2 separate regions of the Homo sapiens genome follow, and region 1 is linked to region 2. A link is a loop called in an ENCODE intact Hi-C map of the cell type or tissue named here. Cell type or tissue: heart right ventricle. All regions are shown on one strand.

Region 1 (8,000 bases), 180 kb after region 2:
TAGAACAATGCATCGAACATAGTAAATGCTATATAAATGGTAGCTGTTCACAGCAAAAGTAAAAAACAAAACAGATGCGAAACTCAAGTTAAAGCCTATCTAAAACTACATCACCTCCCACATTTCCTACCCATTTTCATGCTTCATTTTAGTCCTCAGCACTTTAACATCCTCTACATTTTACATGTCTGTGTTTCTTCTTATCTGTCTCCTGCACTAAAATGGTATCTCCATGAGGACAAGGGTTTCCATGCCCTGGCAAGTAGTTGGCACACAATAGGCTGTACTACAGGGTTAGCGATCGTGTCCCTAGCTGGAGATGAAGCTCACTCTCCCAGACTCGTTCCTAGCCTTGCACCACCTGAAACAGTGGCCAGCTGTCCAGCCAGGGAAGCGGAAGCCACATGACAAAGTTCTTCCAAGGGATACTAGAAGTCTCCAAGCTGACATTCCACATGACCAGGCAGGGCAGGATTCAGGGAGGTAGCCCGCCTTTTCGAAGTACAGAGCTGAGCAAATCTCAGGGTTAGGACAGAGGGCCGCCAATGCTGGGAGCTGAGAATTCCCAACTCTGGTCCTCGTGCCTGTCTTTGTGGAGCTCTCAGGACGTACCTGGTCATCCATGGTGTTAACCCCATCCGGACCCAAGGCCTCGATGGCTTGGTTGATGAGGTCCGTCCTCCCACAGTTGAGCATGCGGAAACCCAGGTCCTGGTTGAATTTTTCAGTAGCTGCTCGGGCATCCAGCCTCCGGAAGGAACTGAAACAGTGTTCGGGTCTGCCCAGAAGAGACCCAAAGGTGCGTGTGACTGTATGCAGACAGCAACTTTCAATGATGTGACACACATGTGTGAGCTTTACGTGTAGAGTGAGGATGAGGATGGGTGGGAAGCACCAGGGAGTTATGATCAGATCAGCAATTACTGTCCCCATCATGTTCTGTCATATGAAGAGCACACATTTCTGCTTTTCTATAAGTACATTAAAAAATTGCTTGGGAGGTAGGTTCAGTGGCTCACACCTGTAATCCCAGCACTTTGGGAGGACAAGGCAGGTGAATCACTTGAGGTCAGGAGTTCAAGACCAGCCTGGCCAACATGGTGAAACCCTGTCTCTACTCAAAATACAAAAATTAGCCAGGCGTGGTAGCATGTGCCTGTATCCCTACTAATCAGGAGTCTGAGGCAGGAGAATAAATTGAACCCTGGAGGCAGAGGTTGCAGTGAGCCGAGATTGTGCCACTGTACTCCAGCCTGGACAATAGAGCAAGACTCTGTCTCAATCAATCAATCAATAAGTAAGTAAGTAAGTAAGTGTTCTGAGCCCTTGTTGCTTCAACTGGCAGAAAACAAAGACTCATGTAAAACAATCTGTTATGGGTCTGCCCCAAGCAGGAAGCAGCTCCCACCCAGACTCATGCCTCAGCACTTGGCTGTATACTGTTTGTGTTGAGCAGGCTGCACTCAGCCTATAAACGGTCACCATGGCCAGGTTCTAGTATTTAGCTCTACATTCTCTCTCTTTAAGGCTTCCTGGTGAGGCTCAGAAGTACCAAAGAGATGGTAGAGAGTAGCATAGACTGCCATTTGCAATCAACGCAACCTACAAGGAAAGTCACAGATAATGCCTGTGTTATAGGGGGCGCATCACAGACGTCCAGTTGGCAGCTTTGGTCTGGAGCCTTGGTTGGGCCAAAGTGTAGAAAATTCATGTCCTAGAATGGGGTTTGGGCCTTCCGTATGAAGACAGAGGAGGCCATAACCTGGGTTTTGGCAGAGGGTTAAAAAAAAGATATAAGGCCAGGAGCAGTGGCTCACGCCTGTAATCCCAGCACTTTGGGAGGCCAAGGTGGGTGGATCACCTGGGGTCAGGAATTTGAGACCAGCCTGACCAACATGATGAAACCCAGTCTCTACTAAAAATACAAAACTACCCAGACGTGGTGGTGCGTGCCTGTAATTCCAGTTACTTGGGAGGCTGAGGCAGGAGAATCGCTTGAACCCAGGAGGCAGAGATTTCAGAGAGCCGAGATCACACCATTGCACTCCAGCCTGGGCAACAGAGTGAAACTCTGTCTCAAAAAAAAAAAAAAAAAAAAAAAAATATATATATATATATATATATATGTGTGTGTGTGTGTGTATATAGATAGATAGATAGATAGATAGATAGATAGATAGATAGATAGATAAAAGGCTCTCATGGGCCTAGGATGGCCAGGGACGCTTCTCTAGAAAAGCTCCTCAGCAAACAAGTCTACTGTGAGAGGCATTTAGGGAAGGAAATTAGGAGCACAGGCTTGGAGGCCGTATGGACCTGGGTTCAAATCTGGGCACGGTAAAGTGCTAGCTGAGTATCTGTGGGCAAGCTACTGTTCCCCTCTGACCCTCAGCTTCTTCATCTGTAAGATGGGCATGATTGCCTCTTCCCTGCACTTGTCATGAGGACTAAGATAATGCACATAAAGAGGAAGGGCTCACAGCACCTGCACCCAGGAAGGGCTCCATGTGGTGTCAATTACAGGAACAGAGGAAAGAACGGGCCCACTTCTGCCCCTCAGTCCCCAAGTATCCCAAAGAGTTAGATGTGTGGGCTCTCCTGCCCCAGTCCCAATGTGTGTCTCCTCTGTGTAGCAGACCAGCAGCTGCAGGAGACGTTTCCAGACAGCAGCCAAAGTCTACAATAGATCTGTTCCCATACTCAGGCTTGGCCTTTGCAGAGGACACCCTTAGAACAGCTCAAATGTGCTGCAGCCCCTGCTCTCTGACCCCCGCCCAGCCATCTGGGGAAGAAGCGAGCAGAGGGGAGCCGCTGGGGGCAGGTCATGGATGCCGGGGCCCTCCCTCCTCCCTGGTTCATACTTGAGCTGCCGAGGTTCACAGTCCAGACCAGGCAGCAGCAGCCGGGCTGCCTGCCGGATGTCGCCGCTGTCCACGGTGAGGCTGCGGCGGTGCTCTGCGTAGGTGATGGCCACGCGCATCCACTCCATGAGGGGCGGCAGCAGCATGAAGGGCCTGTGGGGCAGCAGAGAGAGGGTCAGGCCTGGGGTGGGGTCCCTGCAGGGCAGCAGAGAGAGGGTCAGGCCTGGGAGGGTGCTTCTTGTGGGGCAGCAGAGAGAGGGTCAGTCCTAGGGTGGGGGGCTCCCTGCTGGGCAGCAGAGGGTCAGGCCTAGAGAGAGTGCTCCCTGAAGGGCAGCAGGGGACCCCTTAAGCACACACATGCTCACAAGTGGCAACCAAGGCTGATCACCCCTTGCAAGGGACCTGCTCTTTCTGCTCACAGAGACCCCGACTACCTGCAATGCACAGAAGGAATTTCCATCATGGGCCATTAGCAGAACCTGAGGGCCCTCAGGTGGCCCAGGGAAGGAGCAGTTCCCCAGTGTGTGGAATTGGGGACCTTTCCCCCTCCAAAGAGTTCAGTCAGGGTCGCCAAGTGTTCTTCTATGCAGAGGGGAGAGGCTGCACAGCTAAGAGTCTCACAGACCCAGGTCCAAACCCAGGGCTGCCACCAGCAGGGTCAGGTCACCATCCCCTCCGACAAGCACACTCGAGTCTGGTTCTCCATCTGTAGCACACGTGTGATACCTCCTTATGGAGGCTGTCATGAGGCCAAATGGGATGATGCATATTAGGCTGTTGTACAACATTAATGACCACTCCTTCCTCATCTGGCACCTAGACTGAGGTGGGCTGACACCACTTCGTGTGCCAGGCCAGGTTGCCCCCAGTTTGGTGCTCAGAAAAGAGTAGTGGCCTCGGCCGGGCTCGGTGGCTCACGCCTGTAACCTCAGCACTTTGGGCGGCCAAGGTGGGTGGATCACGAGGTCAGGAGATCGAGATCATCCCGGCTAACACAGTCTCTGTTAAAAAATACAAAAAATAAGCCGGGCTTGGTGGCGGGCGCCTGTAGTCCCAGCTACTCTGGAGGCTGAGGCAGGAGAATGGCGTGAACCCGGGAGGCGGAGCTTGCAGTGAGCTGAGATCGCGCCACTGCCCTCCAGCCTGGGCGACAGGGCGAGACTCCGTCTCAAAAAAAAAAAAAAAAAAAAAAAAAAGAAAGAAAAAGAGTAGCGGCTTCAAGTCCCACAGGGAGGAATGGTCCTAGCGGGTCCGAGTATCACTAAGAGCCCACAAAAGCAGGGAAAGGCGGCGGCAGGCTTAGAGCTGCAAACTCCCGGGGCGCCGCTCATGAGGCCCGCTCTGTGCCACCAGGGGACGCCATGTGCACAGCCTGTGCTGGGCCCTGACTGCGGCTCAGGCCGCGCCCGCCCCTGCCCTCGGCGAGCGGCTCAGATTCAGCTGGGGGGCGGGGACGCGTTTCTGTCCTCTGCCAGCTCTGGCAAGGCTCCGTGTTGGAGCCCCCTCAGGAGACCACTTCGCCGTCCAACAGACCTCCCCGCCACCGAGGGGCCCGGATGGCAGCCTGTGGCTTCATGACTTCGTGGGACACCCACCTGCTCTGCCCAGAATGGACGGAGCTCTTTCCCTGCTCCATCACAGGAACAAGGCAGCCCTGGAGCCCTGTCCCTCACTCATGCTGTTCTCTCTGATGACAGCCCAAAAGTCAGCCTCCCGGCTCCTGCCTGTTCCCAGCCCTTCCCGATGCCACTCTTGTCCTTCCTTACAAATTAAGCCAGGGAGCGGGCAGGCAGCCAGGGGCAGGCGGCCAGGCCTCCAGCCACCCCAACTCCCTCGGGGCTCTTGGAGCGTCCCGCCTGTGCGGTCACTGTGGTCTCTCCCCTTGACATGCAGCTAAGTGCTCCCGCCAGGGAAAAGATGTCCATTCTCTCTCCTTGGCTAGGAAGTAAGCCACCTCCAGGGAGTCAGCCTGGGCTGCCCTCGGAACCCCTATCTCAGGTCTCCAAAAGCTCGGGTCATCTCCAGAGTTCTAAAAGTTTCTTCTCTCCTTGAGGGCAAAGAATGCTTTTATTTTAAAAAGTGGCAAACAAATATAAATGCTCCTTGACTTAGGATGGGGTTACATACCAATAAACCCATAGTAAGTTGAAAATATCCTAAGCGAAAACGCATTGAATACACCTCACCTACTGAATAGCCTACCTTAAACATGCTCAGAACACCTACATTAGCCTACAGTTAGGCAAGATTATATAAGCCAAAACCTGTTTTATAATAATGTTGAACATCAGTGTAACTTACTGAATACTGTATGAAAGTGAAACAGAATTGTTGTGTGGGTACTCGAAGTAGTTTCTACTAAATGCATATCGCTTTCACACCACTGTAAAGCTGAAAAATTGTAAGTTGCACCATCATAAGTTAGGGATTTTCTGTAATCAGAAGTGATCTTAAAGGTCTTTCCTTTGGGAAGGTATTCTGATGTTCTGGTTCTGTCATTTCCAATATTCCTGGGTTTGAACCACTTAACTGGTCCACTGAGCATACCAATCTGTATGAAGGGGAGGGCCACAGGCCAGTAAAGCCTCACTATCTCTGGCCCTCAAGGACTCCCAGAACCTCACCTCACCCTATCTCCTGCCGTGACTCACCCCTGTTACCAGGACACACCACCAGCACTCATGGACCTCAGGCCCACCCTGCCTGCTCCCATCTATGCATGAGAACGAACAGCTCTCACCCCTGCTTGTCTAGATCCTATTTATCCTTCAAGACTCCATTCCAATGCCACCTGCTTCAGAAGCCTTCCCAGATTCTCTCTCCCCACCCCCCCAAAAAAAAGGGGGGCTGGGTGCGGTGGCTCACGCCTGTAATCCCAGCACTTTGGTAGGCTGAGGCAGGTGGATCACAAGGTCAGGAGTTCGAGACCAGCCTGCCCAATATGGTGAAACCCCGTCTCTACTAAAAATACAAAAGTTAGCCGGGCGTGGTGGTACTCACCTGTAGTTCCGGCTACTCAGGAGGCTGAGGCATAAGTATCGCTTAAACCTGGGAGGCAGAGATCGCAATGAGCCGAGATCATGCCACTGCACTCCAGCCAGGGTGACAGAGTGAGACTCCGTCTCAAAAAAAAAAAAAAAAAAAAAAAGAGAAAGAAATATCTTCCTGCTCTGAGATCACTGAAAACTTTCCTTTACAGCAATAGCCATGAATGCATGTTGTCTTCCTAACCAGACTGTTCCTTCTAAGCACGGGAACAATGACTTCCTCATCTCTGTATTCTCTGAAATATGACCAGCCTGGGGCCTGACATGGCAGGTCCTCAATAAATGTTCACTGAAGCCAGGCCTGCTGGCACACGCCTGTAGTCCCAGCTACTTGGGAGGCTGAGGCAGGAAGACAGGTTGAGCCCAAGAGCTGGAGGCTACAGTAAGCTATGATCGCACCACTCCCCTGCAGCCTGGGAGACAAAGAGAGACCGTGTCTCAAGAAAACAAACAAACAAACAAAATTATTAGTAGAAAGTTTTGCTGAGTGACAAAAAGTATGGATGAACATCAGTAACTTACTATAGTGTACCCAGGTTTTCAGTTATGGACCAAGTCATGTTTCTGCCCAGAAAAGAATGGTGTATAATTTTCAAGAGCCTAGTGTTGACTCATTAGAGTAGGAAGCTGAGATTCTATGGGGGGATCTTGTGTAGTCTAGGAAGAAACAACAATCTATTCATGAATTATCCCTCTGTTTATAAGAGTTCCCTTAAACATAAATGCCCAATTCCCCCCAAATATTTTTAGATTTCACAATTCTTATATTACAGGGCTGGAAGGCAAGCTTACAGACATGCTTCTATATATCAGTCCTTCTGATTGCAGGAAAAGCCTTTATTTCAACCATCAGCATTGGAGACTGAAGTGTAAACAAAAAGATAATCCGTGGATTTGCCAGCCATTCTTCCCTATTGTGGCCAACAGCCAAGACAAAGCACCACGTGTGGCTACTAAAACTCTAAGAGGGCATCTCCTAGCTGCACTAGGGGAAATCCAAGAGGGAATTCGGGAAATCATGAAGTCTAATCAGGTGGCATCTTGGTTCATCCCCCTGCCTCATGCTCCTTAGAACTCAACACTTGAGAAAATGCAGTATTGATAGTCCTGGTGGGTATACACTGGACTCACTGGGTATACACTGGGCTCATTCAGCCCTCACTTTACCATCTTGGCTGGTGAGGTGGAAAATTGAAAACTGCATTTCCCAGTCTCCTTTGCAGCTGGGATTCTGGAAATTAGGTTTTATCATTAAGATATGCTGCATGAAATTTGGTAAGTGAATGGGAGGCAGAGGCCACCTTTGTGTTCCCTTTGTCTGTTTTTGCTAGCAAACCAGGTCATGAAAACTGAGGGTTTTTTTTTCCTACAGAACATTCCAGTCCAGTTTCCACCTATCTGAGGCTTCAGAGTAGTGGTAGTGATGGTGAAATGATAAAAGCAATAGCAAAGTCTTTTTTTCTTTTTTTTAACCTCCCACCTCAGCCTCCCAAATTGCTGGCACCACAGACATGCACCACCATGCCTGGCTAATTTTTTATATTTTTAGCAGAGATGGGGTTTCACCATGTTGCCCAGGCTGGTCTCGACTCCTAAGCTCAAGCGATCTGCCAACCTCGGCCCCCAAAATGCTGGGATTACAGGCATGAGGCACCGTGCCTGGCTGCAACGCCTTCTTGATTCCAGCTTTACTCCTGAACTGCAGCTCCAGAGGTGTTGTTCAAACTCACAGTTCCAGGCGCTGTCTCAGGGAGCAGCTCCCCTAATGGGCGAGTTCGTCATTCCTGGATGCTCAGCCTACACCCTGCTCCACGAGCTCCTCCAATGATTCTGTGAACCCCCAACTCCCTGCATTAAATCATCTCCTGCTTACAATACCCAGAATGCTGCTTCCTGAATGAAAACTGATTAATACTTTCAATATACAGAAATCTAGATTAGCCCTCTGCCTCTTTCAATATACAGAAATCTAGATTAGCCCTCTGCCTCTGGGGAGGGGCTGGTGCCCACATGTACAAACAAGGCCCCCAAACTGATCCCTTCAGGCCTTACTCCTTGGTCCACCCACCTCCCCAGCCTGGGATCTGTGGGA
Region 2 (8,000 bases):
TTTCTCACAATTCTGGAGGCTGGCAAGTCCAAGATCATGGCACTAGCAGACCCAGTGTCTGGTGAGGGCATGCTTCCTGGTTTACAGGTGGTTACCTTCTCATTATATCCTCACATGGCAGAAAGCAGACAGAGAGAAAGCTAGCTTTGTCTTCTTATAGGAGCACCAGTCCCAGCACGAGAGCTCCATGCTTACAATTGAATTACCTGCAAGAGTTCCCCCACCTAATGCCATCCCAGGAGGGGTTAGGGTCCAATATAAGAATCTGAGGGGAGGCCGGGGGCAGTGCCTCACACCTGTAATCCCAGCAATTTGAGAGGCCAAGGCCAGGGGATTGCTTGAGCCCAGGAGTTCAAAACCAGCCTGGGCAACATAGCAAGACCCCATCCCTACAAAACAATTTTTAAAATAGCTGGGCATGGTAGTGCATGCCTGTAGTACCATCTACTTGGGAGGCTGGGGTAGGAGGATCACTGGAGCCTAGGAGGTCGAGGTTGCAGTGAGCTGTGACCATGCCACTGTACTCCAGCCTGGGAAACAGAGTGAGACCTTATATCAAACAAACAAACAAACAAAAACAAAAAAAAACTTTGGGGCAAACGCAAACATGCAGTTTATAACAGTCGTTTTCTTCTTACAACTTCACATGGTCTTCCCTCCATGCACGTCTGTGTCCTAATCTCCTTTTCTTTTCTTTTCTTTTCTTTTCTTTTCTTTTCTTTTCTTTTCTTTTGTTTTTTTGAGATGGAGTCTCACTCTATCGCCCAGGCTGGAGTTCAGTGATGCAATCTTGGCTCACTGCAGCCACCACTTACTGGTTCAAGCAATTCTCCTGCCTCAGCCTCCTGAGTAGCTGGGACTACAGGTGCCCGCCACCACACCCGGCTAATTTTTGTATTTTTAGTAGAGACAGGGTTTCACCATGTTGGTCAAGCTATTCTGACCTCAGGTGATCCACCAGCCTCCACCTCCCCAATTGCTGGGATTACAGGCGTGAGCCACCACGCCCAGCCGAACCTAATCTCCTCTTCTTATGAAGACAGCAGCCATTGGATTAGGGCCCATACGTATGGCCTCATTTTACCTTAATTACCTCTTTAAAGACCCTATCTCCAAATACAGTCACATTGTTCAGTACTGGGGTTTAGGACTTCAACATAGGAATTGGGAGGGAGAAGCACACAATTCAGCCCATAACAAACACAGAGGACAAACCCAAACATAAATAATATCAGTGAGTTAATATGAAACCCATCCTTGATTTTTGCATTCTTTGCAATATATCCTTTATTCTTTTTTTTTTTTTTTTTTTTTTGAGACGGAGTCTCGCTGTCGCCCAGGCTGGAGTGCAGTGGCGCAATCTCGGCTCACTGCAAGCTCCGCCCCCTGGGGTTCACGCCATTCTCCTGCCTCAGCCTCCCGAGTAGCTGGGACTACAGGCGCCCGCCACCTCGCCCGGCTAATTTTTTGTATTTTTAGTAGAGACGGGGTTTCACCGTGTTAGCCAGGATGGTCTCGATCTCCTGACCTCGTGATCCGCCCGCCTCGGCCTCCCAAAGTGCTGGGATTACAGGCGTGAGCCACCGCGCCCGGCCTATATCCTTTATTCTTAAGTGAATATTATTCATTGAGGATGGGGGCTCTTTCCATGGAAGTGAGGCAGCATGTGTGAGAGTTTTCAGTCCAACAGAACTTATTTTGATTTGCTTCTCTGCTATGGACCACTGAAAACTTGGGCAATTACTTTGTGCCACTAAGCCTTAGTATTCTTAACTATATGAGAATAACAATAATGCCTACTTCACAGAATTACTGTGAAGATTATATGAGATAATCTGTGTGTAACAAATTTTTTTTTCTTTCTTATTCAGCAAAAGAAGCTGCCAGCAGTTTAATATAGATTACCTTTGTTCTTGTTTTGAGACAGGGTCTCACTGTGTCACCCAGGCTGGAGTACAGTGGCTCTATCTTGACTCACTGCAACCTTCACCTGCCAGGCTCAGGTGCTCCTCTTGCTTCAGCCTCCTGAGTAGCTGGGATTACAGGTGCGTGCCACCATATCCAGCTAATTTTTGTATTTTTTGTAGAGACAGGAGTCTTGCCCTGTTGCCCAGCCTGGTCTAGAACTCCCAAGCTCAAGTGATCTGCCCACCTGGGCCTCCCAAAGTGCTGAGATTACAGGCATGAGCCACCTCACCCGGCCTGTAGATTACCTTTAAATATATCTTTTTTATTATTATTATTTTGTATTTTTTTGCTCACTCCATCACCCAGGCTGGAGTGCAGTGGCGCAATCTCAACTCACTGCAACCTCCACCTCCCAGGTTCAAGCCATTCTCTTGCCTCAGCCTCCCGAGTAGTTGAGACTACAGGCACGTGCCACCACGCCCAGCTAATTTTTGTATTTTTAGTAGACACGGGGTTTCACCATGTTGGTGGTCTCGAACTTCTGACCTCAAGTGATCTGCCTGCCTCAGCCTCTCAAATTGCTGGGATTACAGGCATGAGCCACTGCGCCTGACCTGAAGATATCTTTAGAGTCTTCCTTCCTTAAATGTGGAGGCCAAAGCAATGCCGTCCTGGAGTTGACTCCATGTTGCACCATGTTGACTTCTGATTAACTCCAGTTCCAGGAACATCTCTAAAATATTGTTTATCTATTGTTCTTTGTGTGAGAGCATCTACTTACTATAAATCCTGCCCTTAGGTCAAAACAACTTTGTTGATTCATGAGTAAATCATGTGGCTAAGTTAAATCAAACCTCTCTTTTGCCTGAAATAGCCAGAAAATAAAATGTGAATTTGACTATGAGGTTTTCTTAAATTGGCCTAGTAATTTTGAATGTATTACAAGAATTGAAAAAAAGGAGACACTGTCATTTCAAAGAGTTCTTCTCTTAAGATGTAATATGAAAATATCTAACAATCTTGATTTTGCTTCCTAATTGTTCTTGTATTGATACATGACATTTGTACATATTTATGGGTTACATGTGATGTTTTGCTACATGCATGCAATGTGTAATGATCAAATCAGGGTATTTAGCATATCTATCACCTTGAAATGTATCATTTCTTTGTATTGGGAACATTTCAAATCTTCTAGCTCTTTTGAAATATAAAATGGATTATTATTAACTATTTTAAAAAACAACCTTGATGTTATTGTACTTCATTTGTCCTACATATCTTTTCTGAAGCACGAACACCCTTTCCCTGAGTACATAAGCCCTGGGTCTGGAGGGTGATGACCCAGGGATCCACCATTTTGTCTAACCGACACCCAAGACACAGACATGGCTTCTGTTGGCAAGTCCCTACTAAATATTTCTTTTTTTTTTTTTTTCTTTTTTTGAGACAGAGTCTCACTCTGTGGTCCAGGCTGGAGTGCAGTGGCACGATCTCGGCTCACTGCTACCTCTGCCTCCCGAGTTCAAGCGATTCTCCTGCCTCAGTCTCCCAAGTAGCTGGGATTACAGGTGCGCACCACCATGGCCCACTAATTTTTGTATTTTTGGTAGAGATGGGGTTTCAACGTGTTGGTCAGTCTGGTCTTGAAATCCTGACATCAGGTGATCCGCCTGCATCAGCCTCCCAAAGTGCTGGAATTACAGGCGTGAGCCACCATGCCCAGCCCTAAATGTTTCTTTCTAAGGAACTGGATTTGTCAGCCTCTTTCTTCAGCCTCTCCAAGTTTCTTTGGACTTTGGGGGATGAAGTCGCATAGACCTGTCCACCAAGGAACACCAAGGAAACATCTAGGGGCCTGACGCTTAACTGAGTGAAGGAGGTTCCCTTCAGTAGGGAGTTAGGGGCAAGTTTGCAGAGTGAGCCCAGGGATCTTCGGGTGAGGACAACTAACCCCTTTCCCCAGTCTCAAACCTTCTCCCTGGGATTTGGAGTTAGATATATTGAGGCGAATGTGGGCAACCCAGAAAGAATCCAGAGACAGGAGAAGGCAACAAACAAGTCCAAGTGGGTAAAGAGATACAGACCATGTGGCCATCCTTGGCAATAAACCAGAGGAAGAGTGTAGATGGTGATTTTGTGTTCTTTAAGTCCTGGATGCTGGAATTGGCTCTGGTCTATCTCTTAAGACCTTGAATTTGCAAAATAAGCTTATTACATTAGTAATCAAACCCTGGAGTCTCGGCTTAGCAATGACAAGAGGCCTCTGCAGAGCACAGGCATCCCCTTTCCCTGAACTGGGGAGCTGAGGCCCCACCTCTGCACTTTGCTCTGGCTCCTTCTCAGTTGAAGGGTTGGGGTGCACATCCGCACCGGATCTGCTGTTTCTCCCCACCTGGAGCTGCATGAAGGAATTAAATATAAACCTTGGACGTTTGGGCTGTGAGCTGCCTCCGTGAGCGTAACCCCAAGGGAATTGCAACCCATCCTCGGATCTCCCTACCCCCATCTGCGGCAGATTCCACTCTAGCAACAATGGTTGCTCCAGTAGCAGAGAACCGGGGCCTGGATTTGGCCACTGCCCGCCACGCCACGGCCAGCTTCTGCAGCACTCAGGCCCTTCGCTGCAGTCAACCCACTGAAATAGGTCCAAACAGTCTGAGCTTCACCTCGAGACACCTGTCAGGGCTCTTCGGCCCTAGGACACCTAAAGGCAAGGAGGATGGAGCCCCGCGGACAGGGTGATTGAACTTCTGAACTTCCAGCTCTTACCAGCAGGTGGAACCCCAAACAATGCAGTTCCAGAACAGACTGAGAACGTTGTATCCAGTAAGAGCACACAGCGCCGTCTCTAACACGCGGTAACCACCTTTAAAAATGAGTAGTTATTACGGGAAAGGTAATTATTCACGTAACAACTTCCTCTCCCCCTCACTATTTTATTTTTGCAAAATGGAAAGAAGAGAAGGAATTTCTCCCTGTTAGCAGAAGAATGAAACTCTAGTCCGGAATATGATTTTTTTCCTTAACCTTAAAGGATTGTGCAGAGGAAATGAAAAGTCCTAAAGTACCCTCCCTTTTACTTTCTCACCTCTCCTGCTACCCCTACTCCTTAAATTTCAGTTGCCTACTATAGCTATAACCATAGCAACCCAGCTGGTGGGAAATTATGGAAACTCCTACTCATTCTCCTAGATTCAGGTAAGTCTTCACCTTATCTGGGAAGGCTCCACCAGTCTCCACTTTGGCATCAGAAGAGACTATCTCACTGTTATCATGACATGGACATCCCGTGCATGCCTGTATTTGAACACTTGTCTCATTGTTTCAGAACTCTGTTGGCCTCCTTCATTACAGAATGATCTACTTGTTCATATTTGCATCCCTGGTGCAAATGTGTGGATTAGTGCCTGGCACATAGAAGCTGCTTAGTGCATTTCCCACTCGTCAATGCCAGAAACTGAAAGGAGGAGGGGTGGAGACTGTATGGCATTAGGATGGGAGGGGGAGGGGAATGAAGTGGAGTCAGAGTGGCCTAAGGGGCCCTGGCAAGACAGCCACGGAGGAGATAGGAATCATGCCCTTAGCCAGGAAAGCTGTGCCTGGAACGCAGGCTGTCCAGGGGAGCAGAGAGGGATAAGAAACTGGAGAAAAGCAGTGAAGATAGCAACCTGAGAGTATGGGGGTGGCAGGGCAGGGAGAAGTTGAAGTTCAGATCAGTCCACAGCCTTTGAAATGGGTTAGGGCAAGAGGTTCAAGACTGAGACCTGGTGAGGCCGAGTGTGGTGACTCATGCCTGTAATCCCAGCTCTTTGGGAGGCCAAGGCGGGCGGATCACTTAAGGTCAGGAGTTCGAGACCAGCCTAGCCAACATAGTGAAACCTCATTGCTAGTAAAAATACAAAAATTAGCCAGGCATAGTGGCACACGCCTGTAATCCCAGCTACTTGGGAGGCTGAGGCAAGAAAATCACTTGAATCCAGGAGGCGGAGGTTGCAGTGAGCCGAGATCGTGCCACTGCACTCCAGCCTGGGCAACAGAGCGAGATTCTCCATCTCAAAACAAACAAACAAACAAACAAAAAACAAAACTGAGACCTGGTGAAAGGGGGCTGCAGAACTTTTTAAAATGGTGTTAACTATATAGTGGAGGGGGAGATGGAGTCTGGCAGAACTGAACAGTGAAATCAGGGGAAAAAATACCTGTCCTCAATTCCTCTTCTAGTGGCTCAGGGAGGTGGGAAAGAAACAGATCCAGTATGAATACCTTGTAATCACACCTTTAACCTTTTAAACTGCTAAACGACACACATCATTTTATTTAAAAGCAATATGGACTGCTGGCCAAGCCGAGCTTGGTTCAAATCCAGCTCTTCCACTTATTAGCTATGCGAATTTAGATGTCATCTCAAGTCTCTGAGCTTCAATATATCCTACAAATAAAGGATATTAAAACCTTCCTCAAAAGACTAATGAGAAAATTTAACATAATGCATGTAAAGTGCTTAGCACAGGGCCTGACACAGGGAGACACTTAGCACTTATTCCATCCTTGGTCTGGTTCTTTTTTTTTTTTTTTTTTTTTTTTTTGAGACGGAGTCTCGCTCTGTTGTCCAGGCTGGAGTGCAGTGGTGCAATCTCGGCTCTCTGCAAGCTCCGCCTCACGGGTTCAAGCGATTCTCCAGCTTCAGCCTCCAGAGTAGCTGTGATTACAGGCACCAGCCACCACGCCTGGCTAATTTTTGTATTTTTAGTAGAGACAGAGTTTCACATGTTGGCCAGGCTGGTCTCAAGCTCCTGACCTCAAGTGATCCGCCTGCCTCAGCCTCCCAAAGTGCTGGGATTACAAGTGTGAGCCTCCATGCCCGGCTGGTTCTTTCCTTCCAGTGCCAGCCAAGAATGTGTTGTCCAAATGGTTCTTCCTGAATCCATCTAAATTGCACTAAATCTTATCATGATTTGTTTTTCAAATGGGGGGTGGAGGTTGAGTGCTCAATATGATTGCAATAATCCTTTTACAGGGTCTACAGAAGACTATATGGGTACTTGCTAACTTTTGAACTATATTCTTCTTTCTCTCATCTGTTACCTGGTGGATGTAATCTGTGCCATTTTTCCCCTGTTCTTTCACCTTTGGGTGATGAGGCAATAATCGTTGCTGCAGGAACATTCACTCAGCCAAACTATTTCACCAACATTTTGTCCTCAAATACATTCTTTGTTTCCCATGTGAAAATTGGTCTGTCTTTCATGAACAGAGATGACAATGTGATACTCTTCATCTTCAATGGGCTTTGTTAGCTTTCTTAGAATAACAATAGGTGGTGGTGAGCTGTCCACAAACTGTTTCACTTGGGATCTCAACCTTATTAGTAAGAAACGTGATTGGAAGGCTGAAGCAGTAGACTAGAAATTTGTGCAATTACAATTCCTGCATTAGCTATAAAACTGTCCCATGTCAAAGGATAGACGGGTGAACCTATAAACTGAAATTTCAAATAAGAAATCTGAAGGATGGTTCTCTTTGTATAATAACCATCTTACATAGGGAAAGAGAGAGTGATCTCCTATATATCATTAATCTCCTCTCAGCACATTGCCTGTCATTTGTCACACCTTTAGAGTAATAATGACATTGTGTAAGCACACTGGGGAATGTAAGGTGCACAAGGAGTCAGTTTTTTTTCTAACTATACTCCCAATATAGTTAGAAAATTTAAAACACTTTTCTAAATAAATACATCAATTAAGAAATTATTAGGAAACTTATTAACTATTTATGACTAAATGACAACCAAAGCACTATATATCAAAACAGATAAAGTAGTTTTTTTTGTTTTTTTGTTTGTTTGTTTGTTTTTTGAGACAGAAGCTTGTTCTGTGGCCAGGCTGGAGTGCAGTGGCACTGCAACCTCTGCCTCCTGGGTTCAGGTGATTCTCCTGCCTCAGCCTCCTGAGGAGCTGGGACTACAGGTGCACAGCACCACACCTGGGTAATTTTTGTATTTTTAGTAGAGATGGGGTTTCACCATGTTGTCCAGGATGGTCTCGATCTCTTGACCTTGTAAACCGCCCACCTCAGCCTCCCAAAGT

Evidence for each region. Hi-C counts contacts between places; a loop is a spot of excess contacts. Peaks named below come from ENCODE experiments on the same cell type or tissue, not always from the same donor. Only the 100,000 strongest peaks of a DNase experiment are listed, where the experiment ranks them.
Region 1: it touches region 2 in a loop (6-fold over the local background); 46 of 110 quality-filtered maps call a loop at or near these places.

The regions. Positions count from the first base shown.
Region 1 is chr11:34,170,294-34,178,293 of GRCh38, forward strand. It overlaps ABTB2 (ankyrin repeat and BTB domain containing 2), which reads right to left. Exons shown (of 17, transcript NM_145804.3): 4 at 2,862-3,014; 5 at 613-778. Among named protein-coding and RNA genes, the nearest start is that of NAT10, 69 kb to the left of the region's middle. RefSeq lists enhancers at 3,290-4,212, 4,213-5,133. In heart right ventricle, a CTCF peak has its summit at 4,220 (motif pointing right); a DNase peak (open chromatin) is centred at 4,218; H3K4me3 peaks cover 847 bases; H3K27ac peaks cover 603 bases.
Region 2 is chr11:33,992,492-34,000,491 of GRCh38, forward strand. No RefSeq gene overlaps it. Among named protein-coding and RNA genes, the nearest start is that of CAPRIN1, 55 kb to the right of the region's middle. RefSeq lists enhancers at 3,972-4,472, 4,473-4,973. In heart right ventricle, a CTCF peak has its summit at 4,681 (motif pointing right); a DNase peak (open chromatin) is centred at 4,670; H3K27me3 peaks cover 1,973 bases.